Linked DNA regions of Mus musculus: region 2 is linked to region 1. Evidence: chromatin loops called from intact Hi-C (ENCODE). Cell type or tissue: heart. All regions are shown on one strand.

Evidence for each region. Hi-C counts contacts between places; a loop is a spot of excess contacts. Peaks named below come from ENCODE experiments on the same cell type or tissue, not always from the same donor. Only the 100,000 strongest peaks of a DNase experiment are listed, where the experiment ranks them.
Region 2: it touches region 1 in a loop (2.1-fold over the local background); 1 of 42 quality-filtered maps calls a loop at or near these places.

The regions. Positions count from the first base shown.
Region 1 is chr4:106,610,324-106,618,323 of GRCm38, forward strand. Lexm (lymphocyte expansion molecule) reads right to left here and starts at 6,915. Exons shown (of 10, transcript NM_183182.3): 1 at 6,802-6,915; 2 at 5,579-5,666; 3 at 5,016-5,180; 4 at 4,712-4,834; 5 at 3,045-3,179; 6 at 2,786-2,929; 7 at 1,090-1,251; 8 at 77-202. The coding sequence starts at 6,896. In heart, a CTCF peak has its summit at 4,029 (motif pointing right); a DNase peak (open chromatin) is centred at 4,118; H3K4me3 peaks cover 693 bases; H3K27ac peaks cover 1,953 bases; H3K27me3 peaks cover 3,613 bases.
Region 2 is chr4:106,795,907-106,803,906 of GRCm38, forward strand. Acot11 (acyl-CoA thioesterase 11) reads right to left here and starts at 3,925. Exons shown (of 16, transcript NM_025590.4): 1 at 3,778-3,925. The coding sequence starts at 3,810. In heart, a CTCF peak has its summit at 4,228 (motif pointing right); DNase peaks (open chromatin) are centred at 3,298 and 4,075; H3K4me3 peaks cover 1,239 bases; H3K27ac peaks cover 3,790 bases.

The DNA.
Region 1 (8,000 bases):
AGAATTGGGGCTGTCTGAAGAGGCAGGAGAATGTCCCCTGCCTACCACCATGCTTCCCCAACCCAGACCCACTCACCCAGGTTCCCAAAATCATCTGGTAGGCCTTTAGGCCGCACCGTTTGGAGGCCAGGAGGAACGGTGGCCGGTTGACATGTTTCTGTTCCGTCTCATGAGGAAGCCAAGAACCAGGGCCAGCTATATCCTGGGAATAAAGAAGAAAGATTGAGGAAGCCCTAGCAATCTCAGCCCAGGATGGATAACTGAAGGCTGATGGCAGCTGACCTCACCTGCCCCGCGCTACTGCACCTTTTGTCAAAGGATGAGGGAAGGGAAGTGTCCTTAAGTTCTACATGTCCCATACCACCCACTCCATGTACCCCACAGCCAGACACCTCTTTACACGTTCCCAGGGGCCCTCGAAATGAGCAGAGTGCAGCCTGGGACTCAAGCATACTGACCCTGGAGCCAGAGAATTGAGCCTTATATAGAGTCTCCTGGCCCCTCTTGGGGGACCCAGTGAACCCTTTTTAACCTGTGCAGCCTAGTTTCCCTTTAAATGCAAGGGATGGCCCTCCCAAGCTCCCTTGGGAGAGGGATGGCAGTGGTTAGCAGGAGGTCAGACCGTACACACCCTTTGCCTCCCCTACTTTATTTCTTCCTATGGCCTTTGAGGCAGGCCTTGCTGGGAGAAGGGGGTGGCAGATGTGGTAGTGACAAAAACCAAAAGTCACTCAAAGAACTGGTCACTGTCCCCCAGAGAGGATTGCCTTGAGGCAGGCAGAACCTGGCCCCTCCCTGGGTAGATCAGGTAGGCAAACTTGAAGATACACAAGTACCCTATCGCACTCCCTCCTGCCCGGCTTTCTTGGCCCGTTCTCCAGATCCAGAGGAGGGAGCGCAGGTAGAAAGTCTCACTGGCTGGGATTTCCTGGTGGCCTGGCTCAGCTATGGTTCTACAAGGATAATCCTGATCATGGCTGCAATAACAGACGCAGCTCCCCACTACACGACCGCTGCACCCCACCTCCCTCAACCTCCCTAGCCGACTGGAAAGCTGCAGGAGAGAAACAAGCTATGGGGTACACTGACCATATTTTTGGGGCACTGACTAAGGGTTGTCCAGAAAATTCTCTCTGTGGGGTGTTTCGGATCTCGGGGATATTTCGAGAAAACCCCTTGTTTCTTCTTGTGTTGTGAGTTCATTTCGTCCAGAAAGCTCTTGTAATCTGTCAGTTCCTTGGGCTTCATTTTCTGAGGAACGGGAAGAGAGAAAGAAATCCTATACCAGGGCTCGCAGGTTACTGTACCAGGGCTCGCAGGTTCACTGTACCAGGGATCGCAGGTTCACTGTACCAGGGATCGCAGGTTCACTAACCCTCACAGAAAACCAAGTGATGCTGATGGGACTCCTTGATTAACAGAGGCTCTGCTCTGACCTGGGACATTGACAGTAGGGGGAGGGAGGCAGGTAAAGACCACTAAACACCTGAGTGTTAGCCCTAGGCCCTGCCTAGTGGGAGCAGAGTGCTGACTCCTGCAAGCTGTCTTCTATCCTCCACAAACACACAAACACATGAAACAATCCCGCACACCCATATAAGGGAACAAATGTACATTTCAAAAGATTTATAGTGAGGAGAGTCTGTATGTGGTGTCAGATGCAGAAACTCCATATTTGTCTCTCAACTTTTCTGTGAACCTAAAATTGCTCTTAAAAAAATAAATAGGGCTGGAGAGATGGCTCCGCGGTTAAGAGCACTCACTGCTCTTCTGAAGGTCGTGAGTTCAATTCCCAGCAATCACATGGTGGCTCATAACCATCTGTAATGAGGTCTGACACCCTCTTCTGGGGTGTCTGAAGATAGCTACAGTGTACTTACATATAATAAATAAATCTTTTAAAATAAATAAATAAATCTATAACAAAAATGTTCAAGCAAAGAGGCTCAGCTCTGGTTGTAGTACCAACATGGGGTGAGGGAGGCGGGTCCCAAGGCCTGCTGTACTGGGCAGTGGTCTTAGTGGCAGGTAGGAGACCCTAGGATCAGTCATGTCACAGGACATAGGACAGTGACTACCAAGGAACTCCCACTACAAGGGTCTCCTACTAAAGCTGCTGTTTTTATTCCATTGATTGCACTTTTCTTTCCCTGAGACTGGAAATTCCACACGGTCTCTTTCCCTGCATCTAACCTGTGAACTGGACTAATCCCGCTCTTCAGTGACCCCAAGTTGGGGACAAGACAAATAAGTCTGGACACACACTTGGCCCCCACAGCCATAGGCATGAAGAGAGCAAAGCAGAGAAAGCCACCAAACCTGTAAGGGATTTTGATGGGGATGGGAAAGAAGTCTGGCAAGCTACATTTCTAGCCCAGTCTCCTCTCCCACCTTCCAGTTTAGGGCTCCTTTAACCCAGGCCATTAACCCAGCTGAGTCCATGAAGCCTGGGAAATGTTTACAGCCAGACACTGCGCCTGTGCCCTTGGGGTCCCCACAGGCCTGTTGGTGCATGCCAGGCCACCTGTCTATCAGTACAGTTCATGTTATTGCTGAGAGAAGTAGCCGCGGGGTCAGATGTCCAAACTGTGACTCTGACCCATCATATCTGTGTGGCCAACCTCAGGTTCTTCGCCTCACACAGGGAGCCATACCCTGCCCTGGCAGGAGCACAGAGTAGACCCCCTTCTCCGGCAGCACTTGGTACACACGGCCACATTCCTGTGGATAATCAAAAATTAGCTCACCAAGGATTAGACCTCACAGCACCCACTCAGGCACATACCTGCACAGAGTAATGTCCATAGGGCAAAGGACTGCTCCGTTCACCAGAGAAAATGTCATAGGGGCCACGATTACCAGTGGACTTTTTCACAAAGGTCTCAAGATCGCTTTTGATGGTGTAGGTACCAGGTCCCAGGCCACTGCCCTAGAGACAAAAGCGGTAATGGTGCCTGTAGGGGAGTGGCCAAGGTGGGGCTTCAGCCTCTCTACCCCGAGGTCACCCCATAGGACCATGCAAGATGAGGCTGCTGAGGGGGTACCTGATGAAACAAGGGTGGCTTGTTAGACACTCTACACATCAGGCCGTCAGAATGTGAGCGGTTCCAGGCCTTCTCCTCCAGCTGTGTGTACGGGTTCCCCTTCTCCCCATAATTTCCAGGGCCAGGATAATAATTCTGCAGGGCAGGAGACGGAAATGCAAAGACTGTCAGTCCCAGTCTTTGTTCTGGTTCATCTGAGGAAGACATGTTTGGGGTTTCAGATCTCAAGAAGGGAAACAGGGTTTCTGGAGTGAGCACCTGTTACCCACCCCACCACACAGCATCCCCGGTGAGCCCCCTCCTCTGCTCACTCCTTTATCTCCAAGTCCAGCTACACCTCTGATTCAGCACATCGACTCAGCACCTCTGACTCAGCACATCTGACTCAGCACATCTGATTCAGCACCTCTGACTCAGCACCTCATATTCAGCCTGGTCTCCCTGATCATACTTGCTTACAATGCTTTCTCCCAATGCCTTCCCTACCCTCTGGTTTGTCAACCACATCAACCACACTAAGATCCCCAGACACCATCTTCCCTGAGACCCACCTTCCTGTTCCGCAGCCTCCATAGATCTGCCCTTTACAACTACAAAGCTGATCAACTTCCTCGCTATGCTGTGAACAGGCTGGAAAGAATGAGCACCGGAATCCTAGGCTAGGAACCTGGCTCTGCTACTTCCTAGCTGGGCGAACTCAGGCCTCTGAGCTTCATGGTCCATGGGACTAACACAGCGATGGTAATACTTTCCTTCAAGGAATAGTGATAGAGTTGAATGTCTGCAAAGCCCTCTGCCCAGGGCCCGGCAGATAGTAGGTCCCATTCCACAAGTCGGGGTGAGGTGACAGGAAGTCCTGAGATCAGAAGAACTGTGGCTAGGAGCCTAAACACAAAGGTGGTCTTTGAAGTACAGTGAACAGAGCTAAGTGGTGCCGGGAGGTGAGACCTGGCTGGATTTCTGAGGCTGGTATGCCCCTTCTAGCCACATGGGGGCACTGCTGTTCCATAGGTGATGCAATCCACCCTCCTCTCTGGACCCTGCAACCAGACCCTTGGGGAGCCAGACCTGGTAGAGGGGGTGGGGCCAGTGCTACAAAAATCAGGCCACTGTGAGGATCAGCTCTGTCTGTCCCCCAAAGAAGGAGACTGGGTCTTGCTTCCGTCCATAGCTCAGAAAGCCAGTGCATGGATCAGGTATTATGAGTCCCCTGCAGATTTTGTTCCAGTGAGGCCTCCCCAGACTGCTCTCTGTAAATCACCCCACAGCACTCTCCTTCCCTGTGCCATTTACCCTCAAAACTCCATAAGAACGATATGTATTTCCTTCTTCATACTGTGGTGTGTGTCACTAAGATGCCCGCTCTGACGTTTGTCACTGCCAGACACCCCGCTCTCCCAAAGCCTAGTTCAGTACACAGCTTTCAGTTGCTGCTTAATCATTATTTCCTGGTTGCCTAGCTAAATGAATATGTTTGTTGGGTTTCTAATATACTCTAGGTTTCTCTAGGCTCAAGACACAGGAGAGCAGAAGAGCCAACAAGAAAGCCAGGAAGGTCTGGGCAAGCCTAGGGAGAAGACGGGTTCAGAGAAGGGTGCTTGTCAAACATCCAAACAGCAACAGTCTTCCCACAGAGGACGGAGGGTGGAAGAGACAAGCTCACGTACCCCAATAAAACCTCGGAAACGTGTCTCCCCAGAGCTGAGCAGCCCCCGTTTGCTCTGTGGTTTCTTCTGCAGCTCAGTTATGAAGTCTTTGATGTTGTAGGAGCCAGGGCCACGCTTGTGCACCTGCCCCAAAAGAAAAGAACGCAGGATGGAAAAGGAACCTGGGGAGGTCCAGCCAGGAAGAGCCCAAAGGGTGACGGTGTTCTCCAAGAGGAAGCTGTATCCACTAGGACTCTGGAGGGATAGCCATGTGGACAGGAAGCCTTGCTCCTAGAGGTCGGGAAGGGTATGCCCCGAAGTTCACCTGCTGCTCTTTTTCCTTCTTGATGGCCTGGTAGTGGAAGTGGGGTAGCTGGGTCAGCCGAGTGGCTTCGTGGGCCTGGGACCATCCTGAGCCCAACTTCTGTTCCAGGAACTTCTTGCTGAAGCAGGTATCCTTGGAGTTATAGGTCCCAGGTCCTATGTGGGACTAAGTTAAAGCAGGCTCTCAGCTGAGTCGGTCATAACCACCTACCCCACCCCTTTGCATGTGCAAGTCACCCCTGGCCTAGGAATTAAACTAGACAGTTCCCCAGTCTGACGACCAGGAGGAGCTCAGCACTCAAGATCGAGTCCTGACCACCTCTGTGACTGGCCTTGTTCCACTTCAGGGAAATACAGAGTAGAAACAGCTGTGGAAGAGGAAGCCTGCGGCCCTTAAACTCCTAGGGTTCTAGCATAGTCCTGAGTTTATCAAACATCTGGAGCCAAGAATGAGGCAAGCTTGGGTTGGAGCATGCGCAGGTGTATTGGGGAAGGGACGCGGTTGGAGCATGCGCGGGCGTATTGGGGGCGGGACACAGACCACGTGAAAGGAAGCAGGCTCACCAGTTCCACCGAATGATGTCTGGAGTATGGGGCCTCTGTGAAGGTGCTGAATTTCTTCTGGTTGGGATAGACAGCGGAGACATCAAACCTAAGAGAGGTATAAGTGAGGGCCCATCTGGTCCTGACTGGGGCAGCCCTGGTGGACAGGCAGTTGGTTTCCCAGGACAGGCGACTTTGGAGCTGACCCTTGAATGTCACTTTGGATCTGCTTCATCATTTTGAGAGTTCCTGAGATGCTCTGCCACCCACCCTATGCTCTGCCTCTCCCTACAGCTTCATTCTTCTTCAGAGTTCTTACCATTATCCTTCCCAGCTCAAGTAGATAGATAGATGTTATACTACAGGGTGGATACTTCATATCATCTTTCATATACGTTTAATTATCCAGACCACCTCATGATCACAGATTCTAGAACCGTGTGTGGCACATAGTAGGTCATTTATATGCAACTATATTACATAATAGAACATAAAAAGAAATATGACAGTTGAGCATAATGGTGCACACCTTTAATCCCAGCACTTGGGCGGCAGAGACAGGTGGATCTCTATGACTTTGAAGTCAGCCTGGTCTATAGAGTGAGTTCCAAGACACCCAGGGTTATGTAGAGAGACTGTCTCAAAAAGAAAGAGAGAGAGAGAGAGAGAGAGAGAGAGAGAGAGAGAGAGAGAGAGAGAGAGAGAGAGAGAGGAAAGGAAAAGAAAAGAAAAGAAAAGAAAAGAAAAGAAAAGAAAAGAAAAGAAAAGAAAAAGAAAAAAGAAATAAGACACCTGGGTTGCAAACAAAACTTTTTAGCTAAATTTCATGGGATGGGCAGACCATGTGGCCTCTATGAATATTTTACATTAGGTGGTTTGGAAATAGTTTGCAAGAACTTGCTACAAAAATGGAACAGAAAACAAACAAACTTAGAGGCTTTAATCCCAGCACAGAGAGGGCAATGATAGGCAGATCTCTGTGAGTTCTGTCCAAGCAGGGCTACATAGGAAGAGAGGAGGAGAAAAGAGGAGGAGGAGGAGGAGGAGGAGGAGGAGGAGGAGGAGGAGGAGGAGGAGGAGGAGAAAGTGAGTGGGGGAGGGGCGAGCCAGCCCTCTTCCCTTCCTTCCCGGGCTCCAGCCTTCTGGGTTAGCCTTCCTCCCGGAGGCGGAGGCAGAGGCGCTGGTGGGGCCACAGGAACTCCCTTGGATCCTGGGTGCTAGGCCAGGAAGCAGTTGGGCCCCACCTGTGGCTCTGCACCCCAAAGGGCGCCCCTTTGAACCACTTGGGGATGGTGGACATGATGTTGCGCGGGGGGGCGCCGTGGGTGCGAGGTCTCATTGAGCCTAGACTCCAGCCTGCCCCCACCCCGGCACAACACCCCCTTGACACCGCGCGCTGCCACGGCAACCCGCAACCGGGGCGTTATGATTCAGCAAGTACAGACCTGCTTCGTGACACGTGGGAGCTCTCCAGCGTGCTGGCTGCCCCCTGACGTTATCATTCACTTTATATTCCCAATGCTGCCTTGCCTGAGACCCTTCCTGGGCTCCTTCAGACCTTAGGATCCCCCTGGGGTTTAATGAGAGAGCTCTTGTCACTTGCTGAGAATCTGTTTATTTCTGCTTATACTGGGGAGAGCCCAGGCTCAGAAATTGCCTTCATGTTCACCTTGTAAGGGAAACGGAGGGGAGAGCAGACTTGGGAATTCTGGTCCTTCTCTGCTGGATGGAACTCTGGCGGGGGAGGGGAGCGATGGGGAGAGGGGCGTGGCAGGGCAGGGTGGGGCGGGGAAGCCAAGGAAGATGGCACGTGGAGGACAAGTAGAGAGATAGGTGAAGGTACTTAGAGACATCAGAAGGGATGCAGTGGCATCAGAACCTCAGATATCCACTCTGAGCAGACACTAAAGGACGACTGGCCCCCAAATGTGGTCCCTGTCCTCTGACAACCACTTCCACAGCTTGGCCAGGCTAGCAGGTGGGGAATGGGGTGGGGCCCAGCCTGTGGACAGGCACTTCAGGGAAGAATCCCAAAGGAGGAATCACTTGCTAGGTGAAGAAAGAGGGGAGGGTGTGCCCCCAACCTGGTGTGACCAGCTCTCCCTCCTCCTCCCTTCCCCTACTGATAGCATCCTCTGGCTGTGCTAATGTCTCCTTCATTACCCCAGAGCCCTGCAAGGGCTTTCAGCAGAGATGGAACAGATGTCTGTCTACACCCCACTCCTGTGACAAGATAACTGGAGGTCGATGGAAGATACCTTCAGTCCTGCATCCAACCAGTGGCAAAGCACACCAGAGGCACAGCAGCCTCCTACAGCAGACCCACACCACAGTTGGTATTTAAATGGAAAGCTGGACTAATGGCTCCAGGCCTGGCAGTCACAGAGTCACAGCTGATAGAGCGACCACAGTATACCACTGAGCGGGGGGGGGGGGGGTGTGT
Region 2 (8,000 bases), 190 kb after region 1:
CGCTGGGATCTATGCTGTCACAAGTCAGCATACTCCAGCACCTGCCCTACACAGGTATGCCAATCCCTAGGAAACACCGACATAGGGAACAAAAGAACTGGGCATAACATTCTAAGGGGCATTGTTGACTCTGGAGCCAAGGAGGATGGGGAGTCAAAGGGCAGGTGATGGCTGAGCTGGGTTTGTAAGAATAAATCCAAATCATCAGAGTGAGAACACTTTGGGTGTCTGCCCATGGCTAAGGCTGGGGTTCATATGTGGCTCCCGAGAAAGCTGTTAATGGTTGGTCCTCAATTCTCCTGCAGAGCGAGCCTTCTAGGACCACCACAAGCTCTTCCAGTCCTTGGGGTCAGCCATTTTGAGCTCTTGTTGTATGACAGGCATTAGCATTTTCTGTCTGTAGGCCTCCCCTCCCACACCTGAAGCACCCCTGCCACACAGTGAGGACAACCATCAGAGTGCCACCACACAGTCAGGACCACCATCAGTGTGGTTTGCCAACTCCTCACATTCAGACTCAAGGTTAGGGTACTTTCTAGGGTCACCTAGACACAGGGACTCAGGGACAAACACCTGGCCTAAAGTCACACAGTGAGCAATAGGGTGAAAATGTTTTTTTTTTCCTGTGTATGTTTGCATGTGTTTTATATGAGTGTGTAGTACATGTGAACATGCAGGTGTGTATGCCCATGTGCATGTCTGAGATCGTCTCTATTTTATTGCTTTGAGACAGGATCTCTTACTGAACTGGAAGCTCACTATTTTCTCTAGGCTGAAATCCCAGCCAGTCCCTAGGACCTGCCTGTCCCTACCCTTCAAGGCTGGGATTACAGGCTCACACAGCTATGCCAAGCTCTTTGAATAGGTGTTTAGAATTTGAACTCGTATCTTTTTGTTTGTACATCACATCTCTACCCACTGAGCCAATTTCCCAGACCTGGAAATGAGACCCTAACGTGATAGCGCACACTTGTACTCCCGTGACTCAGGAAGCTGAAGCAGGAGGATCAGGAGTTCGAGACCATCCCGAGCTACAGAGTGAGAATGTCTCAAAACAACAGAAAGGCAAGATTCTAATCCAAGGGCTACTTCCCAAACCTCAGTGTAGTCTGGGCTGGGGAGGATGAAGTATGGAGAGGGCCCTCCAGCTATCCTGAGACTTGGATAAGTGGTGGGTCATAAGAAGGTCTGCAGCAGCACCCAGGCCAATGAGCAGAGCACAGATGCATGCTGCTGGCTCCAGTCTCCATCAGCTTGACATTAGCACCTGAGCAAGGAGTCTCAGGCGAATGGGGCCAAATAGCTCATCAAAACAGTCCCCAAGCGCCATTGGTAGCTGATCTGGACCAGGCTAGAACTGATGATTAGACGTTCAAAGTCATCTTTGGCAACATCTTCATCAAACTTGAGGCCAGCCTGGGTTACTCGAGACCCTGTCTCAAATAAAAATAGTTCAGTCCCCCAAAAAAAGAAAATGCCCCCAAACTCTCCTTTTTTTTTCCATAGGAGCAAAGGAAATTAAAATAGATGCTACGGAAAATCAAGATGTGCCAACCAGGCATAAGTTCAAAGGTGGTGATCAGTATCATTCTTAACTAATGTGAAGTCCCTGGGGACCTGGGGCATAGTTTCCACATTCAACACGAGGCTCCATCACCATAGGCTGGATGCTAGCTGAGTTTGAGTCAGGACTCGGAGTTGGAATGTTGCTCACCAGCCTTTGCCTGGCTAAGCCTGGTGTCCAGAAAGCTCTAGAATCAGAACCATTGAGTTCAAATCCCAGCTCTGCCACTTTCTGCCTCTGTGACCCTAGACAGGCCACTGACCCCTCTGAGCCTGAGTTATTCCTCATCTGGGACAAGTGTGGCGAGACAGAAGTAGAGTGGGGCGCGTACTGGTTACATTTCTTATGCTATAGCCAAGTACCTAACAAAGCAGCTGAAGGAAATACGGGCTTGTTTTGGCTCACAGTTTGAGGAAACACAGTCTAGAGGTAAGGAAATGATGGTGTCAGGTGGTCACACTGTGTCTACAGACAGGAAGCCTAGAGAGGCAATGCTGGTACTGAGATACGTGCTCTTTTTTCTCTTTTTATGGGGTCCAGGCCATAGGAATCTGCTATCCACACTCAGTGTGGGTTTCCCTCCTCAGTTGAACCTCTATGGAAACCATCTCACAGACATACCCAGATCCTGAACCCAGACAATCTGACAGCAAAGACAACTGACAGCCATCACAAGGTTGATAAAGTGGACCTGCCTCACTGAACTGAGGACGTTAACATGGGCACACTCTGAGCATGCTCCCTGGCAAAGTCAGAGCGTGGACATACTCTACCCTGGGCTCGGGGGACAGAAGCAAGAGGCCCAATAGCTCAGATTCCATCCTAGACATGGCAGAGAAACTGCCTGTCCACATTCATTCCCTAGGTATCCCTTTGCCTCTGACCAGGACTAGGTATACCAAGCACAGCTTGTAAAGTTTACTGGGGTAGAAGAGAGAGACACACAGCCAAATCTTCCATCCCAGTGAGAGCGGGGCTCATAAAGACTGCACAGTGCCATGAGAAATCTAGGAAGGCTTTCCAGAGGAGGCAGCATCCCAGCTGAATCCGAGGGCTGAGAAGGAAACCGCCAAAGAGACGGCAGGCTGACAGAGGTGCAAGGGAGGCCAAGGTCACTGGTGGTCACTGGTGGAAGGTACAGAATATATGGCAGCTAGAGAGAGCCAAGGTGGAACACTAAGACAGAAAAAGCCAATCCCTACAGTGCTGCTGAGAACACAGAGGGAGGATGGTGGGGTGTGGAGAGAGCTGGGCAAGCCTGCCAGGTAAGACTGAACAGGTGGGCACACACCACAGCTAGCTTTTCAGAGATAACCACTAGTGGGGTAGCAGATGGAAGGAGCTGGGTGAGATCCTAAAAGTACAAAGAGCCCGGGCTGGGCAAGGATGCCACTTGAGGGAAAGGACGGGTGAGATGTGTATTTAGCCAGGGCACTTTTTAAAAGGCCTTTTCTGTACCGACCTCAGTTGGCAGATACTCTTGCCCAGCACTGGCGGTACAGCCTGTCCCAAGCCCTTCTCCAGGCACCAGGCCAAAGGCCCCCCAATGAGCCACTATGCACTTGGGTGTTTCTGGGACCTCAGCACCTATCTCAACTCCAAAGTCCCAGTTAGGAGGTTCCAGGAAAAAAAATACTCTCGAAGGTCATTGCATAGGACATTTTCCACATGGCCTTTCCCTCACAGGCTGTGTTCTTACTCTCCTGTTCTCGCCTTGTACACACACCCTCACGTCGTAAATTCTGTCAGGCCATAGCCTTGGAGTCCTGAGCGGGAGAAGTGATGAGGCCCAGAGCTCAGATGGCAGGCAGCGGGATTGTGCACAGGACCCAGGGAGACACACACACACACACACCAGCAGCAGCTGGATTGTAACATGACACACACACAGCAGCAGCAGCAGTATTATGCACAAAACACACACATACACACTCAACCAAACAGAATGCCAGAACTTGCTACAGAAGATTCCATTCCACCTAACCACAAACTGCCAGCCTGAGGGAGCCTACTGTCCCCGGGTCTCTTTGGGGAGAGTACTAGTTATAACTTAAGAAGTCCGTGGGTTCTGCAATATCTCCTTCTAAAGAAGACTACAGACAGATCCCGACTAAAGATGCAGATCCTGACTTTAGAGGAAAGCATCTACTTTCTGGGCCCCCACACCAGGAGACCCATTTGTCTCCCAGGCCACCCTAACCCACAGTCCATACCCTTCGCAAGTGGTTGCCCACATTCTGAATCATTGCTGCTCCGTTTGCTGGGTTGCCAGGCTGTGGGGGGGTCTGTAGGCTCCTAAAGGGCCGCTGGTCACCTGAGCCCTGGGACTGCCAGCAAGTCCAAAAGCAGCCGGCTTCTCCTGGCTCCTCCTCCCAAGGTCCCCGCCCTCCGGAGCCAGCTGTTAATATCTCCGCCCCTTGTCCTGGCCTCTCCTCGATCCGCCCTCTGTGCGCCCCCCCTCCAACCCCAGCACAGAAAGCTCCCTAGCACCTGCCAACTGGGCCACAACCACGTGGGGCCTGTTGCCCACCTACTGGCACCACCGGACTCTATGTCTCTAGACTCAGGCAAATGCCAGCCCCCACTCCAGCCCCCTACCCCTGTCCTTGCCTAACAGAATAGAAGTCCCAGAGCTCCCATTCTCTTGCCAGGGAGTCCATCCGTCCACAAGAGGGCAGGCTGGAGTGTAGCAGGATGCCAGGGAGCTGCCAAGGCCTCCTAGAGAGACACCAGACCCACCTGCCAGAGTTTTACCTTCCGGAGTGCTACCCGACTGGCTCCTGGGCCCAGGTTGTTAGCATCCAGCAACTGCCGAACAGGGTTTATACACCGGGCCCTGACAGCCACTTCCTTATAAGCAGGTAATTCTTGTAAATGAGGCGCCTGCCAAAGTACACCCAGTATGCCACGTGGTACTCAGCACCCATGGCCATCAACGAGTGAAAGTTCTCCAGGACTTTCCCTGTCCTCTGTCACTTCTGCAAGAGGTTCGAGGCAGACGACTAGAGACACACTCTGGTCAGGACTAAAAAAGCCAAAGGGAACTGGTGACCAAATGGCTGAGGACAAGTCGCGGAGCACCAGACCCCTGCTGTGACTCAGGCTTCCTGCTGATCCTCTTTCTACATCGCAGGGATGATCCCTGGGGCTGGAAAGGGATGTATCCAAGGCGCCATGGCCACTATGTAGCAGATGGGGACAGATCAGCAGACATGTCCTCTGCCTCCTGCTTCTGCTTTCATTCTCTACACAGTTACTAACAAGTCCTCTGCCAAAGGCCCCGAGTTCACTACCATGCCTGGGACTCTGGGCAAGTCCTCTCTTCTCTCAGAGCCTTGACTCTAGGAATCAAGGACTCGCACGTCTTTCCTTGTGAGTTCTCATCAACGATCTGCACTTCTGTATCTGCAGATGAGAAACTGAAGTTATACCCAAAAGACAGCAAGATAAACACCATTGTGCTAACTCTCGACTCCCAACACTCAGGAACCTAAGGTAGAAGGATGGCCATGAGTTCAAGGCCAGCCTAGGCTACATGTTGAGTTTCAGGCCAGCCTGATTTATAATACAATGTTAGACACTGTAAAAAAAAAAAAAAAGAGGGGTGGGGACAGAGAAATGGCTCAGTGGTTAAATGTTCTTGCTACTCTTCCAAAAGAGCCCAATTCGGTCCCAGTATCCATGTCAGATGGCTCAAAGCCAACTGTAACTGAAGCTCTAGGAAATCAGATGTCTCTGAGCTCTACCACATCTGCATTCATGTGCACATACATACCCAGATGCAGACACACACACCTATACCTAACTAAAAACAAAAAAGTAAGTATTTTCTGAATGGGGGTAGAGGTTGGAGAGATAGCCCAGTTAGTAAAATGCTTGTTGTCGCAATCATGAAGACCTGAGTTTGGCTCTTAGCACCCATGTAAAAAAGTTGGGTGCACTGATGGGTCCCTGTAATCCCAGCACTAGGGAGGCAGAGATGTACAATGTCCCTTGGTGACCAGCCTAACAGAATGGGGGAGCTCCAGGTTCACTGGAGACCCTGTCTAAATAAGAAAGAAAGAAAGGAAGGAAGGAAGAAAGAAAGAAAGAAAGAAAGAAAGAAAGAAAGCAAGCTAGGCATGAGATGGTTCAGCGTGCAATGGCACTTGCTGCCAGTGGTAGTCTGAATAAAAATGGCGCCCATAGGCTCATATATTCAAATGCTTGGACATCAAGGAATGGCACTATTTGAGAGGGACTAGGAGGTGTGGCCTTGTTGGAGGAAGTGTGTCACTGGGAGTGAGCTTTGAGGTTTCAAATGCCCAAGCCAGGTCCAGTGTGTCTCTTCCTCTTCCTGCTTCCTTCAGATCTGGATGCAGAACCACCATGTCTGTTTGGACACTGCCATGTTCCCCACCACAATGATAATGAACTAAACTTCTGAAACTGTAAGCCAGCCCTCTGTGAAATTCTTTCTTTTATAAGAGTTGCTTTGGCCATAGTGTCTCTTCACATCAATAGAATAGTGACCAAGATCCTGTCCAACAACACAAGCCTGAATTTGATCCCCAGAACCACATAAAGGTGGAAGGGAGAACTGAAGGCACAAGGTTGTCCCCTGACTGCCACAAGGGTATGGCACACATGCCCTCTGCCACACACACACCACATTTCCATGCACAGTCGATAATAATAAATGAAATAAATAACACTTTTTTTAAAAAATGATTCTACTGGCTGGTTTCCTGTGTCAACTTGACACAGCTGGAGTTACCACAGAGAAAGGAGCTTCAGTTGCGGAAGTGTCTCCATGAGATCCAGCTGTAAGGCATTTTCTCAATTAGTGATCAAGTGGGGAGGGCCCATTGTAGGTGGTGCCATCCCTGAGCTGGTAGTCTTGGGTTCTATAAGAAATCAGGCTGAGCAAGGCAGGGGAAGCAAGCCAGTAAAGAACATCCCTCCATGGCCTCTGCATCAGCTCCTGCTTCCTGACCTGCTGGAGTTCCAGTCCTGACTTCCTTTGGTAATGAACAGCAAAGTGGAAGTGTAAGCTGAATAAACCCTTTCCTCCCCAACTTGCTTCTTGGTCATGATGTTAAGACAAAGATAAAGAAACAATAACTTTGGCACACACACACACAGGACTAAAACAATCCAGGTGGCTTCTGGAGGAGGTGATACTAAAGCCAGCCAGAATGGAATTAGGCAGGCTGAGAGGAAGGGTGAGATGGAAGGGTGAGATGGAAGGCCTGGCAGGACAGGACAAGTGCAGTCCTGGGCTATGAGGTGTGTCGCCCTACAGGAAAGCCAGAACCTGTCGCAGAGGTCCACACAGCAAGATTTAAGCCTAAGGTTGCTCTGTGCATGGTGAGCGAGCATGCCTGACATGGTGAAGCGTTACAAGGAAGACAGAACGGGTGTCAGACTTCTGTGGACAGCTCGTCTCACTGAGACTCCACGTGATGTAACAGACGCTGCTGCTGAACTCACAACCTCCCACCCCAGGCCCCCCTCTCTCCAGAGGACCACCATACCTCAGGCTCACCAGCTTCAATCCAACACCACCATGTAAGACATGGACAAACTGAAACCCTAAGGTGGAAAAGGCATACTGTGTGGAAGTCATCTAAACATCCCGGTCCTTACCATAAACCCAGAGCCACATTCACCTCCTCCTGCCACACGGCACACGGTGGGAGGGGGTTTGCTTAGATATCAGAGAGGACTTCCAGCGAGGCTGATCCAGGAGCACACAACAGAGAACAAGAGCTTTCTGCCGAGGTTCCTGCTCCTCACAGAGCTACGACCTGTCTGAACTGGTTCCCGTGAGCCCTCAGCAGGTCTGACCATCTGTTGCTTCAGAGATGTTGCCACTGGCATCTCCCTCTCCTTCCCACTCACCTGAGCCCCAAGGGCATCTCCTTCATCCTTGGCTCTGACCCCAATACCCAGACCACAGCCCTATATGCAGATGTCTGTCCTAGGTCCTAGAACAACCCAAACTTCAGCCTGCATCAGGTCCCCAGAGGGTAACATCTATGGTGCTGAATCCCACCCAGGTTTTGTATTTTCGTTTTAATTTTGTATGTGTGGGTGTTTCCCTAATATGTGTCTATGTACCACTTTTGTGTGCCCTTAGAAGTCAGAAGAGGAGGTCAGGTCCCTTTGACCTGGAGTTACAGATGGTTGTGAGCAGCCTTGTTTGTGCTGGAAATTGAAGCCTGCTCCTCTGAAAGAGCAGCCAGTGCTCTTAACTGTTGAGTCATCTTTCTAGCCCCCATACTCCACGGGTTTTGTTTCAGAGAACAGAGAAGTTAGGCCCAAGAACTTGCCTATCTAACAAAATCCCTAGAGATTCTGCTGGGCCATCGAGATGGACCAATGGCACTTTAGAGTGGGAACACTATAATGAGGCTCAGAGACTGGACAGTCTGCCACCAAAGCAGCAGCAGCT